Regions from separate parts of the Mus musculus genome. Here all the other regions are linked to region 3. A link is a loop called in an ENCODE intact Hi-C map of the cell type or tissue named here. Cell type or tissue: left cerebral cortex. All regions are shown on one strand.

The links. Hi-C counts contacts between places; a loop is a spot of excess contacts. Peaks named below come from ENCODE experiments on the same cell type or tissue, not always from the same donor. Only the 100,000 strongest peaks of a DNase experiment are listed, where the experiment ranks them.
Region 1: it touches region 3 in a loop (2.1-fold over the local background); 6 of 42 quality-filtered maps call a loop at or near these places.
Region 2: a loop joins it to region 3, with 4 times the contacts of the local background. A loop is called at or near these places in 4 of 42 quality-filtered maps.

What each region holds. Positions count from the first base shown.
Region 1 is chr11:30,683,868-30,691,867 of GRCm38, forward strand. No RefSeq gene overlaps it. Among named protein-coding and RNA genes, the nearest start is that of Acyp2, 38 kb to the left of the region's middle. In left cerebral cortex, a CTCF peak has its summit at 4,743; no DNase peak of the experiment used is centred here.
Region 2 is chr11:30,694,372-30,702,371 of GRCm38, forward strand. No RefSeq gene overlaps it. Among named protein-coding and RNA genes, the nearest start is that of Acyp2, 49 kb to the left of the region's middle. In left cerebral cortex, no CTCF peak of the experiment used is centred here; DNase peaks (open chromatin) are centred at 4,872, 5,324 and 5,452; H3K27ac peaks cover 1,224 bases.
Region 3 is chr11:30,750,685-30,758,684 of GRCm38, forward strand. No RefSeq gene overlaps it. Among named protein-coding and RNA genes, the nearest start is that of Psme4, 17 kb to the right of the region's middle. In left cerebral cortex, no CTCF peak of the experiment used is centred here; DNase peaks (open chromatin) are centred at 4,299 and 4,691; H3K4me3 peaks cover 1,042 bases; H3K27ac peaks cover 536 bases.

The DNA of each region.
Region 1 (8,000 bases), 67 kb before region 3:
GATTGATCTGAGAAAAGTAAGAAGAGTGGCCAGACTATGGGACAAGCATTAAGGAAACATGAATTATTTTTAAAGGATCTCAAGGAATCCCTCAAGACAGCTTAAGAAAATTTGTTCACAGCCAAGAGGTTATACTCCAGGTGAGAGGAGTAGGGTTTAAAATAGAATAAAATAAAATAAAAAGAGTAAAAAACAAACAACAAAGAAAAAACAGATGTTAGAAAAATTCTTAGCTCAAGTGCATTTATGTTGTCCTTAATTCCTAGAAGTAGGAATGATACATATATAAATGAAAGAATTAGACAAGTTGAGGAGGAATTGGGAGAAGCTAGAAAAGCAGGGCCCTGGGGAGCAACTATCAGTAGCTACTACTGTGCCTCCTCTCCCTTCTCTGGCAGAATTCCTGGAAGAAGGAGAGAAAGAGTTAGATTTGAACATCAGAGAGAGGGGGAGGGGGAGGGGAAGGGGAGGGGGAAGGGGGAGAATAGATTTCAGAAATAGAGTTGTCCCCAGTCCGGGATGTTTTATCAAAAGAGAAGGCAAATAGATATAAGCTATTTCAGAGCTCTCCTAGGAACAGGAGGAAATTGGGAGACATTCTGCTTATTTTCTGACTCCTATGGAGATATTCTTAGTTCTGGTTAGGATATCTGGGTCCCTTTGAGACATCAAGTTCTCTTTCTATTGTCTATCCTTGGTGCACCAATCTGTCCATATGTCTGTCAATTTATATTTGTTTTTGTTTTGTTGTTTGAGTTTCATGTGAAAAAAAAATGGTTAAAACTTTATCTGATGGCTGTCCATTCTTTGATTTAGTTTAACTTGTTTAAAAGGAAGTCCCAATTTGCTCAGCAGAAACTGATAAGTTACACTGCACTGTAGCTGGGAGTCAAGCACAGCTGGAAAATCCCTGATAGAAGCTGGTTTTATATACACAAACAGCTCTTAAAGGAGCAAATGGCTTTTTGCTTATAACATTGGTAACAGAAAGTCAGCTTAAAATTGCTAACTCAGGGTTGGAATCATTGAAACAAAACTTGATATGAACCAACCCAGGAAAACAGATCTCTCAAGATACTTCTAAATTGGGATAATATTTTGTGTAATTCTTATTCTAGAAACTAGATGTATAAAGGATAGGATTTAAAACAATATCTCTTTAATGATGTATTAAAAGCTGCACTGTCATGCATTCATATATAATAGCTGGCAGCCAAACTTTGTAACGTGAAAATAATGCTCACGGTATTAATTTTTAAAGAGAATGGGTTGTTTAAAACTGAGTTTTCTTTTTCAAAATCATGGGCATGCTCTAATATTGCAAAGGAAACTTAAAAATATAGTTAAACTGCCAATGTTCCATTAGCTCAGTTTACAATTCAATCACAAGCTCAAGATTTTAACTCATCCATAATTGTAATGAAGAAAAAAATCAAGCAAGTGAAGACATTCATAAAGGATATTATAAAATAGTAGTAGATTTGAAAGATTGTTTCTTTACTATTTGTTTGCATCCTTGGGATTGTGAAAGATTTGTTTTCAGTGTTCTTTCTATTAATTTTAAAGAGCCAATAAAAAGGTATCAATGGATAGTTCTTTCTCAAGGCATGGCTAACAGTCCTACATTATGTCAAAATTTTGTGGCACAAGCCATTGAGCCTATAAGACAGAAATAGCCAATAATATATATTATACTTTACATGGATGATATCTAATTAGCAGGTAAAGCTCCTCAGGACTTCTATGTTATAGAAATTTACAACAGGCATTAGATGATAAAGGATTACAAATAACTCCAGAAAAAGTGCAAACTCAAGATTCTTATAATTATTTAGGTTTTAGATTTACAGATCAAGCTAAAAATAATTATTCGCAGGGACAACTTATAAAGTTTAAATGATTTTTCAAAAGCTGTTAGCTGATATTACTTTGCTTTGTTCTTATTTAAAGCTTACTAGAGGAGAATTAAAACCCTTATTTGACATTCTTAGGGGGAGTACTGATCCTACCTCTCCTCGAGTTTTAACTTCAGAAGGGTTGTTAGCCTTACAACAAGTAGAAAGAGCTACTAAAAAACAATGTTACTTATATAGATTATTATTTGCCTTTACATTTGTGATTTTTAATACTACTCATATACCTACAGGACCTTTTGAGGTCAATTGCCCCAGTCTGTAGAACTTGTCACACAGATCCTACTGGAGGTGGTTTGGCACAAAACGCCACTCTTGCTAGAAAAAAAAATCCTTTTTATATTGGTTATATAAGAGCTCATTCTGATCTTCCTGGACCTTTAGCTGCAGGCAGTGATTGTATTGACAGAGTTTTAATAGGAGAAGCTTTAGTTTCAGGTCCTATTGTTTTGGCTAAATGTGATCATAATGAATTTCATCTCTCTAGTCACACCTTAAGGCTCCAACATCAGATCGCTAAGGAGTAAGCTAGAATGATTGTAAAACAATGTTCTGACTGTCTTACATTGTCTCCAGTTCCTTGTTTAGGGGTTAATCTATGAGGCCTTATGCCCAATAATATTTGGCAAATGGATATATCTCATTATTCAGAATTTGGAATTTTGAAATATATACATGTCTGTATTAACACTTGTTCAGGATGCATTTTTGCTTCTCTACATACAGGAGAAGCTTCTAGAAATGTAATTGATCATTGTTTACAGGCTTTTATGGGATTGCCTAAAATCATCAAGACAGATAATGGGCCTGCTTATACTGGAAACAAATTTATACAATTTTGTAAGGAATTTGGAATTGAAAATAAAACTGAAATTCCTTATAATCCATGGGACAAGGAATTCTCCCCCCCCCCTTTTTTAATTAGGTATTTTCCTCGTTTACATTTTCAATGCTATCCAAAAAGTTCCCCATACCTACCCCCCCAATCCCCTACCCACCCACTCCCCCTTTTTGGCCCTGGCGTTCCCCTGTACTGGGGCATATAAAGTTTGCAAGTCCAATGGGCCTCTCTTTGCAGTGATGGCCGAATAGGCCATCTTTTGATACATATGCAGCTAGAGTCAAGAGCTCCGGGGTACTGCTTAGTTCATATTGTTGTTCCACATATAAGGTTGCAGTTCCCTTTAGCTCCTTGGGTACTTTCTCTAGCTCCTTCATTGGGGGCCGTGTGACCCATCCAATAGATGACTGTGATCATCCACTTCTGTGTTTGCTAGGCCCCGGCATAGTCTCACAAGAGACAGCTATATCTGGGTCCTTTCAGCAAAATCTTGCTAATGTATGCAATGGTGTCAGCGTTTGGAAGCTGATTATGGGATGGATCCCTGCATATGGCAATCACTAGATGGTCCATCCTTTCGTCACAGCTCCAAATTTTGTCTCTGTAACTCCTTCCATGGGTGTCTTGTTCCCACTTCTAAGGAGGGGCATAGTGTCCACACTTTGGTCTTCGTTCTTCTTGAATTTGATGCATTTAGCAAATTGTATCTTATATCTTGGCTATCCTAAGTTTCTGGGCTAATATCCACTTATCAGTGAGTACATATTGTGCGAGTTCTTTCGTGATTGAGTTACCTCACTCAGGATGATGCCCTCCAGGTCCATCCATTTGCCTAGGAATTTCATAAATTCATTCTTTTTAATAGCTGAGTAGTACTCCATTGTGTAGATGTACCACATTTTCTATATTCATTCCTCTGTTGAGGGGCATCTGGGTTCTTTCTAGCTTCTGGCTATTATAAATAAGGCTGCTATGAACATAGTGGAGCATGTGTCCTTCTTACCGGTTGGGACATCTTCTGGATATATGCCCAGGAGAGGTATTGCGGGATCCTCCGGTAGTACTATGTCCAATTTTCTGAGGAACCGCCAGACTGATTTCCAGAGTGGTTGTACAAGCTTGCAATCCCAGCAACAATGGAGGAGTGTTCCTCTTTCTCCACATCCTCAACAGCATCTGCTGTCACCTGAATTTTTTATCTTAGCCATTCTGACTGGAGTGAAGTGGAATCTCAGGGTTGTTTTGATTTGCATTTCCCTGATGATTAAGGATGTTGAACATTGGGACAAGGAATTCTTGAACATGGGCATTGCACTCTGAAGAATTGGCTTTTGAAAAAAAATAGAGAATCATATCCCTGTACACTACAAAAATTTTTTAAATTTCAATGCCAAGGAACTCTCTGAGTGTGGTGAAGAGGGCATGTTTGTGTGTGTGTTTTTTTTTTTTCTGCAGGATGCTGAAGGAGCACGCTAGCTGCTAGAGTGGTTAATGAGACATACTGATGCTGGGACAAAGAATGATGCTGATCGTGAGTTTGTAGAGGAGTGCCCTGATAATGATGACAGAGAAGCTGTTTTGGGCTTACATCCCTGATCAACCCTTTTTTTACATCCAACAGTATGGGAAGGCCTAGAAGTTGTGGTAAACAACACTAAGTTGATGGATATGCCTGCTGGAGGAACTTTCACTATGTATAAAGAAACTAATTACTAAAGATTTAGAACTAATGTCTCCATATGCTTTTGTGGGAGGCGCAGCTACAAGCACTTCTGCCCTAGTTTTGCAAGAAAAAAAATTATTAGCTTCTTAGAATAGCAATAGATACAGAATAAAGAAAAGGAGCTGAATACACAGCTTTCCACGTTGTTCACAAATCACCCTTTTTCCTGGCTCTCTCTGATAGAGAGGGCCTGATACTTACCAATATTACTGGATTAGGAAATGTCTCAGCCTGCTTCCTTTGTGCTGCATTAGGATGCCCTCTATTGACAGCTGTACCTTATCCCATCCCTTTTAATATGTCTGGTGCCAGTCCTAAGACCTTTTCCCAAATTTTTGAAGTATCCTTATTCTTGATCCCTGAACAACAGCAATTTAAATTCTGCTATACTAGTCCCAATGATAATTTGGGCAATCAAACTAGCTCACCTAGTCAGGATCTGATTGCCTCTGAAGGGTTTTTGTCTGTTTGTTTTTTGTTTGTTTGTTTGTTTGTTTTGGGGTTTGGGGGGTTGTTTGTTTGATTGATTTTTTAAAAAATATTTTTTATTACATATTTTCCTCAATTACATTTCCAATGCTATCCCAAAAGTCCCCCATACCCCCCCCCACTTCCCTACCCACCCCTTCCCATTTTTTTGGCCCTGGCGTTCCCCTGTACTGGGGCATATACAGTTTGCGTGTCCAATGGGCCTCTCTTTCCAGTGATGGCCGACTAGGCCATCTTTTGATACATATGCAGCTAGAGTCAAGAGCTCCGGGGTACTGGTTAGTTCATAATGTTGTTCCACCTATAGGGTTGCAGATCCCTTTAGCTCCTTGGGTACTTTCTCTAGCTCCTCCATTGGGAGCCCTGTGATCCATCCAATAGCTGACTGTGAGCATCCACTTCTGTGTTTGCTAGGCCCCGGCTTGTACAACCACTCTGGAAATCAGTCGGGTGGTTCCTCAGAAAATTGTTTGTTTTTTATTGTTGTAGTTGTTTTGTTTCTTGTGGGTTTTTTGGTGTAATGGTACCCTTACTAAAATTCTTTCCAAAACATAGATAAAGAATTGCTGTGCCTTCCTGTGTCCCTAGTTCCTCAGTTGACCTTGCTAACTCCCACTGAAATAGTGAGCTGTTTTCTTCCCTGTAGTGGCCAGTGTCTCCTTAGTAACCTCTGATGTGGCTGCCAGTTTGACTGGAGGAGATTTAACCCATTCTCTTCTCACCACCGCAAAGTTAGCCCAACAATTTGTGTTGGCAGTAGAAGCCTCCATTGAGTCATTAGCTTCTTTACAGAGACAATTAACTTCCCTTGCCCAAGATGCCTTACTGAATCAAGCACTTGATTTGCTGATCACTGAGAAACATGGCACCTGTCCCTTTCTGAATGAGTCAGGCATAGTGGAAACTTGAATCCAACAGTTACATAAACTTAATTTAGAGCTCCAGAAAAAAGAAAAAAAAAAACAAAAACAGTTTTCAGCTGCTTCTGATAATTGGTGGAAGTCCTCCATGTTCACACTCTTGATGCTCCTACTTGAACCTTTAATAAGCATTTTATTAGTAGTAACTTTCATTTTTAACAGAATTACTGGTTTTATAAAACAGCTGATTGATTCCATGGCATCAAGATCTTTGCAAATTCATTATTATAGACTTGATTTGGCTAATAGAGGCCTTGTGGAACCTGGGGTTGATAATGTTCCTTCAGGAGCTGCATAGGATTCAGACCTGAATGAATCCAGCATGGGCACCAGCGTGGACTTCGAGGACAAGCACCACAGGGGAAAGTTTCACACAGACCGTCTCTGAATTTCCCATGAGACAAACCTGGTTTGCAAGGAGGTTGGTATTTTTCAACCTTATCCTAAGGATTTTTCTAAGTCTCTGCCTCCCCTCCCCAAAAGATACCATGATCCATGACTGTGGATCTCAATGTTACCCACAGGAGGAATCAGGGATGCTTCCCCCCGCCCCCACTGGTTAATGCTTACTCATCCAAGAATGAGATGACTATTGATCACCCCAGTTCCTTAGGACCTTAGTGAAAATAATTAAAATGGAGGAGATGCCGGGAGCCATGGCCTTGTGGAAATTTTCCAGTTTACATAAATAGCCCTGAGAAAACATTTGTGGTCATAACAGAAAGAATATTTATGAATAGAGAGGATACTGTGACCGTTGGTCCCAAGAACTGAAGACTGCCACCTGACCTTTGGAGAGCCCTGGGACTCTTCCCCACTCCCTTGAAGCCTCCTCTTTCTTATATTGCCATCCCAGAACAAAGTTTTTCAGCACTTGATCAGAATAATAGTCTTGCTCTCATTCTTTGTGTTTCTTGTCCCTCCCACTCTCTCTCCCCCTTGCCCTAGGTCCCCGCTGATTATTCCTGCAGGTCAGAGCAAGCAACCATCTTATATTACTGAAGTTAAGAACTTCAAGTAGCCTCTAGAAGAAGACTAAGACTGAGAAGTTGTGAGAACCTGAGAAATTCTATTTGGACTCAGTCTGTACTTTTCTTTCTGCAGAACAATTGTCACTTTTCCGTCCTAAAAAGAGGAAAGCAATGGCTATCTTCAAATAATGCTTGTCTACACTGACTTTCTTTATTCTTATCTCTTCATTTTTAGAAAGGGAAAAGGCTGATTGGATCAACTGGATCATGTGTCTACTTGAGATCAGACCTGGGAAGAAAAACTAAACCACTTCCAGATATAAATTCAAAGTTGAAATACCTAGAAAATTTTTCAGAAGGTTCTGGCTATCCCTTGAGTGGTGGCTTGTTTGTGAGAGCTCTAGGAATGTGTGTAGAACCCATTTATCTCCTAGTGGATAACAGTTGATGCTAAGCAGGCTTTTCCCTTAAATATATTCCCTCAGTCTCTTCTTTGCTTATTATCTGCTAAATTTAACCACGGACACTTAAGTTACATTTTTCCTATAAATGGTGTTAAGCAAAGGTGTTCTAAAGAAGGAAATGTAGAAGGCAAGGTAGAAATAAATTCTAATTTTATTCTTGATTATCTCTTTGACCTAGGACAACTTTTATCAACTTCTTGTACTGAAAATATACAATGATTTCACATTATTTCATAATAAAAAATGTGAAATTTAAACAGATATGAAAATTACCATCATAGTTCAAATGCCTGTTTCCATGGGGACAGGGGTCTGCTTATAGGGCCACAAGCATCAAGGGGAGGAGGCATCTGGCCTTCTTTATTGCCAATAGTAAGTTAATAATATAATTCATATATATATATATATATATATATATTCATATATGTGTGTATGTAGGTGTATGTATATATATGTGTATACACGCACCCATACATATCTCCAAAATCTTTATTGTTGTCTATCCTGTATATAGTAAAGTTTTATCACATAAGAAGGTTCTAAGGGAGACATAACAACTGAACCTGAGGAAATCCAAAACATCATCAGATCCTACTAAAAAAGGCTACACTCAACAAAACTGGAAAACCTGGATGAAATGGACAAATTTCTAGACAGATACCAGATACCAAAATTAAAT
Region 2 (8,000 bases), 56 kb before region 3:
TGCTTTCTCAGCATCTAACGAGATGATCATGTGATTTTTGTCTTTGAGTTTGTTTATATAGTGAATTACGTTGATGGATCTCCATATATTAAACCATCCCTGCATCCCTGGCATGAAACCTACTTGATCATGGTGGATGATTGTTTTGATGTGTTCTTGGATTCGGTTTGCGAGGATTTTATTGAGTATTTTTCCATCAATATTCTTAAGGGAAATTGGTGAAGTTCTCTTTCTTCATTGGATCTTTGTGTGGTTTGGGTATATAACCCCATTAAAAATGGGGTACAGAGCTAAACACAGAATTCTCAACTGAGGAATACCGAATGGCTAACAAGCACTGAAAAAATGTTCAACATCCTTAATCATCAGGAAAATGCAAATCAAAACAACCCTGAGATTCCACCTCACACCAGTCAGAATGGCTAAGATCAAAAATTCAGCTGACAGCAGATGCTGGTGAGGATGTGGAGAAAGAGGAATGGTTCTCCATTGCTGGTGGGTTTGCAAGCTTGTACAACCACTCTGGAAATCAGTCTGGTGTTTCCTCAGAAAATTAGACATAGTACTAGAGGAAGATCCAGCAATTCCTCTCCTGGGCATATACCCAGAAGATGTTCCAACTGGTAATAGGGACACATGCTCCACTGTGTTCATAGCAGCCTTATTTATAATAGCCAGAAGCTGGAAAGAACCCATATTTTCCTCAACAGAGCTATGGATACAGAAAATGTGGTACATTTACACAATGGAGTACTATTCAGCTATAAAAAACAAAGAATTTATGAAATTCTTAGGCAAATGGATGGATCTGGAGGATATCATCCTGAGTGAGGTAACCTAATCACAAAAGAACTCACATGATATGCACTCTCATTGATAATTGGATATTAGCCCAGAAACTTAGAATACCCAAGATACAATTTGCAAAACACAAGAAAAATCAAGAAAAAGGAAGACCAATGCATGGGTACTTCATTCCTCCTTAGAATGGGGAACAAAATACCCATGGAATGAGTTACAGAGACAAAGTTTGGAGCTGAGATGAAAGAATGGACCATCCAGAGACTCCCCCCCCCCCGACCCCCGTTGATCCATCCCATGATCAGCCACCAAACACAGACACTATTGAATATGCCAGCAAGATTTTGCTGACATGACCCTGATATAGCTGTCTCTTGTGAGGCTATGCCAGTGTCTGGCTAATACAGAAGTGGATGCTCATTGTCATCTATTGGATGGAACACAGGGCCCACAATGGAGGAGCTAGAGAATGGACCCATGGAGCAGAAGGGATCTGCAACCCCATAGGTGGAACAACAATATGAACTAACCAGTACCCCCTGAGCTCGTGTCTCTAGCTGCATATGTAGCAGAAGATGGCTTACTTGGCCATCATTGGGAAGAGAGGCCCCTTTGTTCTTGCAAACTTTATATGCCCCAGTACAGGGGAACGCCAGTGCCAAGAAGTGGGAGTGGGTGGGTAGGGGAGCAGGGTGGGGGAAGGTTATAGGGGACTTTCAGAATAGCATTTGAAATGTAAATGAAGCAAACATCTAATAAAAAAATGAAAAAAAAAAAGAGGAGGATATTCCCGGTTACCATAGTGAGTTCTTAGTTACCAACAATAGTAGTTATTCTAGATTATTTAAACAGCAAAATAATATATGGAATAAAAAAGAGGTGTCCTAGGACCAGTGAGATGGTCCAGCCTGAAAGTCAGTTGCTGATAACCTGACAGCCAAAATTCCACAGAGCCACATAACAGAAGAAGTGAACATACATTTACATGCATAGTCACTTAACACACTTAAATAGAAAAGAAAGAAAGAAAGAAAGAAAGAAAGAAAGAAAGAAAGAAAGAAAGAAAGAAAGAAAGAAAGAAAGAAAGAAAGAAAGGAAATAGAGAAAAGAGATTGCCAATATGAAAGAAGTGACTCTAGCCCATTCAAAACTGTATAAAAGAATGTCTGGAGCCTGGCTGGGGGAATGGATACCAATCATGCCAACATCCTAGAAACCTTTGCTGGAGCCACTGACACACCCACCAAGAAACAAGCTTCTTACTGGGTGCTTCTGGCCTGAGGCATAAACATTGGTCAGGAACACTGGGTTGACCAAGGCCAGGCCAGGTGCCCACACCTCACCATTTTCCCACTGGACAGCTACAATAAGAGGACAGTTGACCTTTAATCAACACTCAAAGTGAGGGGTTTCCTGAACATAGGAGGTGTTTCAAATGCTGAGCAGCACCTTTTCCCAAAAGGAAGACGCACACAGAAATTGGGAGATGGTTTACCTTATCCTGTGACCTATGATAGGTAGTCAGCTTCTTCCTCTGTTTCATTCTCCATTTCTACATTCCAAATGCCCTTTCTTCAAACACTTTCCTAAATGAAAGTCTCTTTCCTCTGCTGAAAATATTCCTTTTACCACCAGCAGCCTAACCACTTCTAGTGTAGGCCAACATCAGAGAGCTGCCAGAAAAGGATGGCCCTGGCATGGGTGAGTTCAATGAGGAAATATTTATTCATTAAAGTGAGCACCAGGATCCTTAATGGAGCATCCTGACATAGGAGGAGTAAGAACATGCTCCTGGAGCTCAAAGAGATGTGCTCTTCAGCAAAGAAAAGAAATCAATGGAATTCTTGGTCAGAAAGAAAGAAGGATCCTGGTTCCTTTTTGCCTCCCCTCTCCTCTCCTCCTGGTAAATAGCTCTTTAGTCAAACTCAGCCCAAAGCTACAGGAACAGGGGAAGGTCAAGAAATATGCCAGGTGAATCTGAAGGGGCTAAGAAAAAAAAAGCCCATGTTCTTTATTTTACAGTAGATCTCTGTCCTGGTTAGTTTTAACTTGACAGAGCCTAGAACCTCAACCGAGGCCTTGCCTAAATCATATTGGCCTGTGGGCATGTCTAGAAGGGATTGTCTTGGATAATAATTGGACCTAGCACACTGAGGGTAACACTATTTCTTGGGCAGGTGGTTCTGAGCATATAAAAAGCTAGCTGACTAAAAAAAGATATAAATCTATCCTAGAGCCAGTTAGCCAGCAGCATCCTCCATGACTTCTGCTGTACTTCTTGACTCAAGTAAGTTCTTTGGTTAGAGATAATACTGTGTGGAAAAGCAAGCAGGCACACCTTTAAGTTCCTGATGTAACTTTCCACAGTGATGATCTGTGAGGGGGATTTGCTAGATGAATAAATCCTTCCTTCCTCTAAGTTGCTCTTGGTAAGGGTAATTTATTACAGCAACAGAATGATCTTTCTCTTTAACAGTACTAGTTTCTACTTATAACTTTACAGCTAAAAGTGATTAAAAATTAGTCTTTGAGCCGGGCGTGGTGGTACACGCCTTTAATCCCAGCACGCCTTTAATCTCAAGGCAGAGGCAGGCAGATTTCTGAGTTCGAGGCCAGCCTGGTCTATAAAGTGAGTTCCAGGACAGCCAGGGCTATACAGAGAAACCCAGTCTTGAAGAAGAAAAAAAAAATTAGTCTTCCTTCCCTGCTAGACTGTAAAAGAAAGCTCCTTGAGGTCAAGCATTCATCTATCATTTCTTTATCTTATTTCTCTAGGAACCTGCATATCTGGTATGTAGAAGAACCTTAATCAGGCTAGAGATGTAGCTAAGTTTGGTAGAATCCTTGCCTAGCATGGAGGATACCCTGGGTTCAATTTTCAGTGCCATATACATCAGATTAGTGACACATGACCATAATCCTATCACTCAGAGGATGGAGTCAGAGAGACTAGAAGTCATCTTCAGCTACATATTAAATTCAAGGCCACCCTAGAAAACAGGAGACTTTGTATCAGAAAATAAAATGGGGCTATGGAGATGGTATTCTATTGGGGCTGTTCTATCAGTTGGTAAAATGATTGCCATGCAAGCATGAGAATATTAGTTTAGATGGTAGGATTGGAGATCATGACTAACTAATTTAGTCAAATCAGGAAGTACCAGGCTTCATGAGAGATCAGTGTTTGAAAAAATAGTGTTGGAGAAATGACTGTGGAAGGCATCAGACTTCCACTTCTGGTGTCTGTGTATATGTGTGCACACATATAAGAACATATGCATACACTACATACATATGTGAATACATAAAAGGGACTTCAATTGCTACATCTTGAGTTCATGAAGGTGTGTACAATGTGGAACACTATACTTAAGAGATCAAATTCTTGCTGGGTGAAGTGGCACAATTCAACCTAGCCAGAGCCATACAGTGTAACCTGGTCTTTAAAAAAGATATTAATCCTTAGCAAGCATAATGGCAAATACGTAATCTTAGCACTCAGAAGCAGAGGCAGGAGAATAGCAACATGTGCATGCCAGCCCGAACTGCATAGAACTGCATAGTGAATTCTGTGTTACCAAGAGTTATTCAGAGAAACTCTGTCTCAAATATCCCCCAAAATCTAATTTTTGAACCACTTTTAGGGGAAATGTTCCCTGATTCTTCGTTAGCCATGTTGTTTCCCAGTGTGCCTTCTTTGCGTATCCACGAAAATAGCTTCTGACTTCAAGACCTCTCAGATTTTACCCATATTAAACTTAAATGCTACCGACTGTTGCGGTAAATCTCCTCCCAAATATGCCCCAGCAATGAAAACACAACAGTTAGTATGATTATTTGCTGCTCGCCTAGATTGGGCAGATCTACCGCTACACTACCATCTTCCACATCTATGAGAGCCCTTAGAACTTGCAGTTTTTCCAGGCCATGTCCTTCTGCTCTGCTTTTCTCCTTCCTCCTGCTCCTCTGCGTCCTCTCCCTCTTCCATTTTCTCCTTCTTCTTCTCCCTCCCACCTTCTACTCCACCTTCCTTTTTATCTGCCCAATCATCAGCTCTCCTTTATTTTACAAATTAAGGTGGGAAGCAGGTTACAGGAAATCACCAGAGTGCTGACTCACTCCTTGTTCACAACCACTCACAGGAGAACAGAATTAACATCAAATATAATTAGCCCCAGGGTTATCCACAACAACTGACTTAATCTTATTTTGCCTAAGGCTGCTCTTACTCAGTTACCTTTTTTAGTTAAGTTATTAATAGCTCATTCTATGACATGCATGTTTTAGTTAAGTTATTAATAGTCCATTCTATGACATACATGTAGAAAGCTAATTTATGCCCTGTAATGCTTAGAAACTGTAAGCCACAAAACACAATAAATATTTTAATCTAAGACTCTTTGCCTTTATTCTATATAAAGGCTTCAAATAGGCACAGCACCATATGGTACAGAGCATATTCATATGAAAAATATGCTGTTATCCTGAACAGGAATTGAAAGTAGAACCAGACTTATTTTTTATATACATTTATCTGGTGTCAGCATCTAAAAATACTCATATCCAATGTCACCTTAGGAGTCAGACAGAAGCTGAACAGAGGGGCTGATGTGAGAGGTCAGAGTCAAAGTATTGTGAGTCTCATAAGCCCCTGAGCATTATCAAGGCTTCGAGCCCAAAAGAACAACCAGTGTCACTCTGGAAGCTGTGTAGATTGTTCTTATAGTTATGAGCTATGTCTCTATCTTAGAGTTTTATTGCTAAAGAGGCACCACGACCATGGCACCTCTGGTAAAAGAAAACATTTAATTGAGGCTTGCTTACAGTTCAGAGATTTAGTCCCTTACCATAGTGGGAGCATTGGCAGAATTCTTGCAGACATAGTACTGGAGAGATAGGTGAGATTTCTACATCTGGATTCACAGGCAGTGAGAGAAGAGTGAGAGAGAGAGAGAGAGAGAGAGAGAGAGAGAGAGAGAGAGAGAGAGAGAGAGAGCGAGAGAGAGAGAGAGCGCCATTGTGCCTGGCTTGAGCTTCTGAAATCTCAAAGCCCTCCCCCCTGCCCCCCAGTGACACACACCTTCAGCAAGGCCACACCTCCTAATAGTCCCACTTTTTATGGGCCTATGGGGCCATTTTTATCCAAACCACAACAGACTCCATTAGGCCAATGACTATACACACACACACACACACACACACATACTTAGTACTAGGTATTGAACCCAAAAACCTTATGTACAATATGTAAAGGAGTTTTAACAAACCATTACTGAACTAATATTATGATCTAAAAATACAGAATAAAGGATAGATAAATTAAACTTAAAAGCAAGGTTAGGGTAATAATTATTTGAATGTATTATACTTAAACTATATTTTTAATGTTTAAAATTCTATCTAATAAATGGCAATGGAGAAAAAGAAAAGAAAATCAGTGTAAATTAATGAGAAGTTTGAAAAATAATTTTAAAAATAAGTTCAATATGATTACTTGCAAATGCAAAACATTTTAACAAATTCTCTCACTAAAAACACCAGTGAGAATGGATCCAGATGTGATGGTTTGTATATGCTTGGCCCCAGGAGTAGCATGATTAGAAGGTGTGGCCTTGTTGTAGTAGGTGTGTCACTGTGGGTATGGGCTTTAAGACCCTCATCCTAGCTTCCTAGAAGCCAATATTCTGCTAGTAGCCTTTAGATGAAAATGTAGAACTCTCAGCTCCTTCTGTATCATGCCTGCCTGGATGCTGCCTTGATGATGGACAGAACTACTGTAGGCCAGACCCAATTAAATGCTGTTCTTATACGAGTTGCCTTGGTCAGGGCCTCTACTCATAACAGTAAAACCCTAACTAAGACGTCAGATATCCTTTGCAGTTCAGCTTTCATCATGAATCTGACTTTAATGCTACATTTAGAATGAAGTTTCCTCAGAGACCTGACATTGCTGAGGATGCTGAGAATGGCAGACCACTGCTCTGTTGGTGCTGATCCTCCCAGGGACTAACATGTGGATTTCTCAGGAGCTCCTCAAAAAAGGCAACATTGTTTCCTATTTCATCTGTGTATAAGTGAATATCCCAAAGCATGAAGTAGAAGCTAAACAAATTGGTTTTCTACATATTTGTTTATTTTCCTCATTGACTATACCACGTCTGTTTGCTACCTGATAGCCAAACCAGTAGTTCTCCTGGCTCTGCTCTGTTGTGGCCAGTTGTTACACAATCCCCATCAAGTCCTGTGACCTTGTTATATCCTTCAATGCCTTCTCTGCTTTGATTTCACATTTGAACAATTTCCACATTTCACTCTATAAACTGCCAAGTATTCAATGTTCTATCAATAGTGTGTGTATTGTGTTAACAAATGGATGTCACAGTCTGTAAATTCAGACCCTATTAACACAAACACATTCAGAATGTACCTAATAACATGTTCTTTTCTGGTGGGCTGAACAACCCAGTCCACTGGTGCTTATGTGATAGTGATCAACTAACCTAGACTTGAGTTAGTCAAGTAGAGATTCAATAAACATTTTCAAACTTAAATATTTAAAAATAAAATAAACATATTTAATTTTATTATTTTTAACTCTGTGTGTGTGTGTGTGTGTGTGTGTGTGTGCCCTCAGAGGTCAGAGATCTTGGATCTCCCTAACGATGGAATTGCAGGTGATTGTGAGATACCTGGCATAGTTCATAGGAATCAAAATCAGTTCTTCCGGAAGAACATTAAATGTTCTTAGTCACTGAGCCATCCTGCAATCCTAGTCATTTCTCTACAAGAGAGAAATTCATCACCAGGTGTCTTAGTCAGGGTTTCTATTCCTGCACAAACATCATGACCAAGAAGCAAGTTGGGGAGGAAAGGGTTTATTCGGCTTACACTTCCATACTGTTGTTGATCACCAAAGGATGCAGGACTGGAACTCAAGCAGGTAAGGAAGCAGGAGCTGATGCAGAGCCATGGAGGGATGCTCTTTACTGGCTTGCTTCACCTGCTCTCTTATAGAACCCAAGACTACCAGCCAGAGATGGTCCCACTCACAAGGGGCCTTTCCCCCTTGATTGCTAATTGAGAAAATGCCTTACAGTTGGATCTCATGGAGACATTTCCTCAACTGAAGCTCCTTTCTCTGTGATAACTCCAGCTGTGTCAAGTTGACACAAAACTAGCCAGTACACCAGGAAATCCAA
Region 3 (8,000 bases):
CTTTTCTGACCTGCTTTGGGCCCCAGAGGACCCCATGGTGCCTGTTGACAGGATTCCAATGCCTAAGTTACACAATAGAGCTCAGGAATTCCTGACACTGGGAGCAAAGCCTAGGGTTTAGAAGGACCCAGAATGGATCTCAGAACCAAGAACTCAGAGAGCCCCAGCCTCTAGTTGGTTTTACAAGAAAGCTATAAAAATTTTTCTCTTGATCAGACTGGTGAACTAGTAAAGCAGAGGGCTGCAGTTGTTAAATGTTGCTGTCTCATATTTTCTGTTGTTTGGCTCTATGTTTTCCATTCTAGTTTTTACTCTGTTTCTTATTGCTTTACCTGTTTTTCTGGCTTGGGGTATCTGGATATATGAACCACAAGACTGATAAGAATTCAATGCTTGAGGCCAGTGGGAAGCTTTGAAAAACCTAGGGCCCTGCTACAGCACCATTGTGACTGTGGAGAACTGGACCTCCCCTTCCTGAATTGCAACATTGCAGAAGGTATGGACCATTTTTCCTGTCTGTTTTGGATATATGAATGTGGCCACTGCATGTTTGTTTCTCTCTCTCTCTCTCTCTCTCTCTCTCTCTCTCTCTCTCTCTCTCACACACACACACACACACATATATATATATATACATATATATATATATATATATTCTTAAAAGTTTCTTTTGCAATATCAGAGCATAACCATAATTTTGGAAAGCAAAACCGATTTTTAACTGTGTAAACAATCCAGTCTCTCTAAAATCAATACCAAGTGCATTATTTTCATGTTACAGAGTTTGACTGCTAGTTATTATATATGAATGCATGATGGTGCAGCTTTTAAAGCTCATTAAAGAAACATTGTTTCAAATCCTATCTTCTATTAGTCTGGCTTCTAGGACAAGAATTACATAAAATATTATCCCAATTTAGAGATACCTTTAGAGACCTGTTTCCCTGGGTTGGTCATGCCATGTGTTGTTGTCCAGAAAGACTCCAACCCTGAGTTACCAGTTCTAAGCCAACTTTCTGTTACCACTGTTACAAAGTTTATACCATACCCAATAACTTGTAAGTCAGTAACATATTTATACATTTAAGACCAGTCAGAAACAAACATAAAGTGGCTACACACATTTACTTATTTAGACTACACAGACAAAATTTTCTTACCTTTTTCTATCAGTAATATCAAGGGAGGAGCACCTTGTCACCAGCTGAACCCAATAATCACAGTCACAGAGATTTTTGTAGGAGAAACAGCCATCAGCTTCCTGACCAAAGAAGCCAAGAAGCTGCTGGTCCCTTTAAGAGCAGCTTTTACAGTAGACTCCTAGCTACAGGTGCAGGTCAACTTAACCAGTTTTTGTTGTGCCAATTCAGAGTGTCTTTTTTTTTTTTTTAACAACACCAAAAAAAAGAAAAAAAAAATCCTTGAAATGAGTTAAAAACTATATCAAGGGGTGAACAGCCAGCAGATATGAAACACAGAGCAACAGTCAAGCAATGAAACAAAACCACAGACTTAAACTGACAGACATGGACAGAGTGATGCACTAAGGACAAACAATAGACCAAGAGGAAGAGAACTAGATGTTCCACCAAAGGGACCCAGAACCAGAACTAGGCATTACCCCTCTGGGAACCAGAGAGGAAGCAGGATGTCTCCTGACCTCCTCCTAACCCCAGGAGAGCTCTGGAACAGCTTACGTTCATTTTTCTTCTCTTTCACCAAACCATCCCCAGACACAGGTGAGGGCTGCTTTTCTGAAACCCATTCTCCCTCTCATGGCAAGGCTCTAAACTATCTCTAATCAGGGTCTAGAGACTAAAGGCATCTATGAGAACTATTTTCGCTTCCCTAGATTTTAGCATACCTCTAACCACATATACAAAACGCATTCTACCATTACCCTGTCCCATTTTTACAGGGTTTACTCACTGCTGGCCCAAGTTTTCCTTTGCACTGGCTTTCTTTCCCTGCAATGTCCTTCACTATACCCCTTATACTCCAGCCCCAACATGGAAGACACCATCTGACCAAGCCAGCTCAGTCAGTAAACGGGGTCCCAAGGGAGGGATGGAGGATTAAAGAAAGAAAGAGAGAGAGAGAGAGAGAGAGAGAGAGAGAGAGAATTAGACAACATCATATCAAGACCCAGCAAGTGCTGAGGCTGATTTTTTTTTTCAGTCTGCTTTATGCTATTCTAGGTACATGCAAAGAGTAGGGTCAGTTCTAGGTCAAAAGCAAAATAGTCAAGGAAAAACCAAGGCATAAACAAAGGTCCAATGATTACTCTATTCAGGGACTTACCAAAATGATCAGGACACAAAGAATATATTCTTTAGCTGTAGTAATTTTTAGCCATGCCCTAGTCCAATGTAAATAGTCTTGCCAAATTCCTGAAGAGGCCTCAAGAGCTCTCTACACTTTCTCTTCGGCTGGATCCACTCGCCAGATGTTTGGCCCATTCCCTAGCCTTCGCCTATCTTTTCAGCTTTCCTGGGCACTGACAATGATATACTAGAAATAGTTACAGAAGGGAACACATCATTCCTTGTCCCCTAACAAGCTGAAATGCTAGGTCAGAAGGAAACTCCCTGGCATAGGGAACAAAATGGCATACCACAAAAATGGGCCAAGATTTATCAATATACAGACTCACAAACTAAAATAGTTCTACAATATAATAGGGCACTTGGTCTGCTTTATGCAGAACAAAGACATATTATATGGCTTTAAGAGAAAACTATTATTTCTATACAAACCATTCAGGATTATAATCTGGTTGTACTCAGAGAAATATTACAAAAAGAGGACCTGAGATTAAAAAGCAAAATGACTATTACTCTGTTCATTTCCAGGCTCCTTCTAAATAGTAACGCTAATGTCAGTTATCACAGGGCCTTTGGCCCATCTGCTTCTGCTAATTACTGTTGAGCCTCACATTACTGATAGATGATAATTCCTATGTGGGTAGCATTAAGCTGATGGTTATAAGATCCCACTATACACAAGTACCCAATACAGAGTCAAACATTTGACAACATTTACAACTCAAGGGAAGAATGTAAGAGCCAACGTTAATCTGTAAGCCCCATCTACCCAAAAGCCAGGTAACTTCCTGGGATGCTGGGAATTGTAGTTTTTGGAAAATAACGGTGTCCCATAAGAAATACTGTGGCTGTGTGTTGTTGTCTTTAAAAAGACCCTACAGGACATGCCTCATCACCACTTGCTGGGAGTCCCAGAGAGTAGACCTAACCAGAGTCCATCCTGGTCAGTAATTAATGCTTGCTTCATATTTGGCTCAAAGTCATGGAACTGGTTTTTCTCTTGTGAATCTCAGGATTAATACTTGTCCACATTTTGTGCAAGGTCGTGGTAGTACTTGAGGCATAGGGCCAGTTCCTTGCCCAGTGGTTAGCATTTCCACAATTGGATACGATCTTGGGGATGCTGCTAAGTTCTGCCATTTGTTTATTTAAAGCTTTGCTTATTAAACCTTTTAAATGCTATATTCTCAGATCTCTGAGGTGTTTGAGGGTCATTATTTACTTGTTTTTAGTTGACAACATATACAGAAGTCTATATAAAGGTAGATATAAATTGGTCTCTTCTACCAAGCTTTGTTTCTGTAAATGAATTGTATTTGTATTTAGCATGATTATAACCATAGTTCTGAACACATTAAAGAATTTGATTATTTGTAATGTGACTGATGTGCACATCTTAAGTTATCTTTAAAAGTTTACAAGTTAGCAGTTTTTACAAGATTCAAATTTTATAGTTTTATCCTTGTTAAATTCTAGGCTTCAAAATTTGAATGGAAGATGTTTGTTTGTTTGTATAACATGATTTTAATATTTTTCAACTGTTCATATTCAACAGGCAGAATAATCCTCTTCCGGGTCAAAATCTGGATTATCACTTGAAGGACGTGTCCAGAAGATGTTAGCACTGATCAGTTTTACTATATCAGAATACGCTGATTCAACAATTACACCACGATTAGTTGAAACATACTCAACCAGTTCATTCAGTGGTGCTCTTTTAATTTCTTTGCTCTTCAAGTCTGAAACAGAGTCCATGAAATCAAACAGTACACAGCACTGTTGTAGCTTCTGGCAGAAAAGCTCTTGCTGTTCATTTGAAGTGGCATCTTTGAGCTGGGGCAGGGGGTGCAGCTCTGCCTGGCTGCCCTGGCTGCCCTGGCTGTGGAACTGCGACGAGCCCTGAGAACGCTTCTGCCTCTGTGCCTTGCGCACCGATCAGGTGAAGCCGTCCACAACTGGTGCGAGTGGCGACGGCGACTTCTCGGCGACCCGGGCGCTCGGCCCCTCCCGCAGCGGCTGGGACAGGCACGGCGGGCCTGCGCCCCAGCACCCCGGGCCCAGGCCGCGCCGCCCTCACGCTCCGCAAGCTGCTCTTTACGGGACAGCGCCTCGCTGCCGTGTCCCCGCGCCAGGCAGCCGCCTCTCGGGGCTGGCGGAGGGGAGGGTGGGGGGGGGGCGGTGGCGTGCGGGCCGCACAAGCTGCTGACGCCCGACTACGAGGGCTGACAGAGGTGAGCCCGAGTTGGACCGCTGGAGCGAGCCTCGTGGCCCCTTAGCGCACGGAGTCCGGACAGGTCTTCAGCTGCTGTCGCCCGCGCTGTCCGCCAGCCAGGAGCCTCCTCCATCTCCGGTCTGTGCGAGCCACTGCTCAGCGCTCGCTCGTTCTCATGTCAGCGATGGACCCCTCCTCGCCCGGGGCGGCCACCAGCACCCAGATCCTTGGAGCTTCGCCCTTGCTCAGCCTCCGGCGCCCACAGAGCACACCCTGGGAGCAACTTGAGAGGGTGGCTGGTACTCGGTGCGCATGCCACAGTTCTTAAAGATACAATATAAAGGTCTAGTCCTCTTAAAAACTGATATTACAAACTGTTAAGGATGATAAAAACACAAGTTACACGCTTTTAGGGATGGTTAAGAAATGTAGCTGTCCAGTGGCCACGGAAAACTGGGTCTGATTAGCCTTCTCAGGGCTGGGGGAAGAGCACAATTCCCCTTTTTTTATTTTTTGAAAGATGAGTGGAAAGGGGACACAAAATTTACTTGTACTCTATGATCCCACCTAGGAAATATGGTGACTAGGCGGCCGTGTCTGCTTAGGTCTGGGTCTATATTACTCCTCCTTACCGGTCTAGTAGAACAAGCGAAGCTTGTTGGTGTTTGTTTGGCACTTGTCTCTGTCTTAGGTCGACAGGAGCTCAAGAATGCCAGTTGCCCACCAGCCTTCAAAAGCACACATTTTCCCCATTCAGACCAAAGCCATGAAGGGCATATGAATATGCACTCAATGCATTTCTTCATAGGTATGAATAACTGCCATGGTGAATAACTGAGCTTGCTGAGGGTGATACTGTGTAAAGGCAACCAATCTGCTTAAGATAAAAAGTCAAAGGTTAAAAGCAACAAGATTAAAGTTGTCTGCAGAAATGTCCCAGGTATTCAATTCAGCTGCTAGTTAGCAAAGATCAGACACAAAGTCTGGCCACCAGGTGTATGGGAGGTGGCTTTGAGAATTGATAGAAATCACTTACTTCTCTGGTAAGAGTGGAGAAGTTTTGTTTTTTAAAAAGCCAATTTTTCAGAGTGTAATACACACGCTCAACAATTCCTTGTCTCATTAGGTTATAAAAAAAAATCCAGTTTTGTGTTCGATACCAAATTCCTTACAAAATGATGTAAAGTTGTTTCCAGTATCAGCTGGCCCATTATCTGTCTTAACGACTTTAGGTAATCCCATAGCATTAAAGGCTTGTAAACAATGATCAATTACATTTCTAGAGACTTCTCCAGTATATAGAGAAGCAAAAAAGAATCCTGAACAAGCGTCAATACAGACACGTATATATTTCAATTTTCCAAATTCTGCATAATGACTTACATCCATTTGCCAAATATGATTGGGCATAAGGCCTCGTGGATTAGCCCCTAAATGAGGAACTGGAGATAATGTAAGGCAGTTAGGGCATTGTTTTTCAATCATTCGAGCCTGCTCCTTAGTGATCTTATGTCAGAGCCTTAAGGTATGACTAGAAAGATTAAATTTATTATGATCACGTCTAGCCAATGCAACAGGATCTGAATCTAAGACATCTCCTATTAAAGCTCTGTCAGTGCCATCATTGCCTGCAGCTAAAGGTCCAGGATGACCAGAATGAGCTCGGATATGACCGATATAAAACTTATTGGGGGGGGGGTAAGAATGGTATTTTGTAGTTGAGAAAACAGAGATCTTGCTAGTGTGTTGAAATTAAATGTACCACAAGTTTCCAATAGAGTAACAGACTGGGCCACATATAGACTAGCAGTAAAAAGATTAAAAGTATCATTTACAGACTGAAAAACATTCAGTACTGCTGTCAGTTCTGCTAGCTGAGCTGAGAGCCCAGGAGTCTCTATGACTACCTGTTGATTATTTATGAAATATCCAGCTCGTCCTTTAGAGGAGTCGTCAGTAAAAATAAAAAAAAAAAACATTATGCAGAAGCTGTAAAGATGTCACATTAGGACATTATGTACATTTAAAATTTTATCAACCTATTTGAGGGTAATGATTATCTATAGTTCTTTAGATCCTATTTGAGCAAGGAACCAATCCATACTATGCAGCTTTAGCCAAGTATTTTGATCTACATTAAAAGGATGTATAATGACGTCTGCTTCTTTGCCAAAATAAATCAGTGATTGCATCCTTCCAAGTATAATCATATGGGCTACTGCCTCATAATATGGCAGGATATTACGTTTAGGAGATATCCTTGAATGTATCCGCATAAGAGGAGCCTTTTGCCACAAAAATCCTGTAGGTGTATGAGTCATATTAAAAATCAACAGATGTAAAGGCAAAGAATAATCTATATAAGTAACAAATGGTCTCTCAACAGTTCTTTCTGCTTGTTACAAGGCAGGCAATCCTTCTGAAGTTAAAGATCTAGGGGAGGTAGGATCAGGACTCCCTTTAATAATATCAACTAAGGGTTTCACTTCTCCTGTAGCAAGCATTAAATAGTGGCAAAGCCAATTGATAATTACCTAACAGTTTTTGAAAATCATTTAAAGTTGTTAAACAGTCCCTGCAGATGATTATCTTCTGGGGATAAACAGCTTGATCTGTAAGTTTAAAGCTTTAATAATTATAAGGATCCTGGGTTTGTACCTTTTCTGATGCTATTTGTAGTCCTTTATCAGCTAATGCCTGTTGTAAACCTCTATAACATAAAAGCAAGTCCTGAGGATCTAACAAGATACCATCTGTAATGTATGATGTATATCATTGGCCATTGCTGAATGGCTTATAGGCTTATAGGCTGAATGGCTTGTGCCACAAACTTTTGGTATAAGGTAGGACTATTAACCACGCCCTGAGGAAGAATTGTCCATTGATATCTTTTCCTGGGTTCCTTAAAATTAATAGAAGGAACACTAAAAGCAAATCTTTCACAATCCTGGGGATGCAAAGGAATAGTAAAGAAACAATCTTTCAAATCTACTACTATTTTATAATATCCTTTAGGAATAGCTACTGGAGATGGAAGTCCAGGTTGTATAGCTCCCATAGGTACCATGGTTTCATTGACCTTTCTTAGATCTTGTAGCAATCTCCATTTACCAGATTTTTTTCTTGATAACAAATATTGGAGTATTCCATGGTGATTGAGATTGTCTTAGATGCCCTACCTCTAGTTGCTCCTGCACAAGCAAAGAGGCACCTTCTATTTTTTCATTAGATAAGGCCACTGATCAACCCACACAGGAATATTATTAAGCCATTGAATTTTATCAGCATGGGATACAGGCAAGATAGTATTTTTATGGAAAAATACCCCAAACCTCTAGTGTTAAAGTGGGGCTTAGGCCTTTCAATTGTCTTAATGCCTTGTCCTTCCTTTCCTAGCCCTTGACCAGGCAAAAATCCTTGACATAGCATCTGCTTAGTCACTGTCTCATTAGGACTACACATTA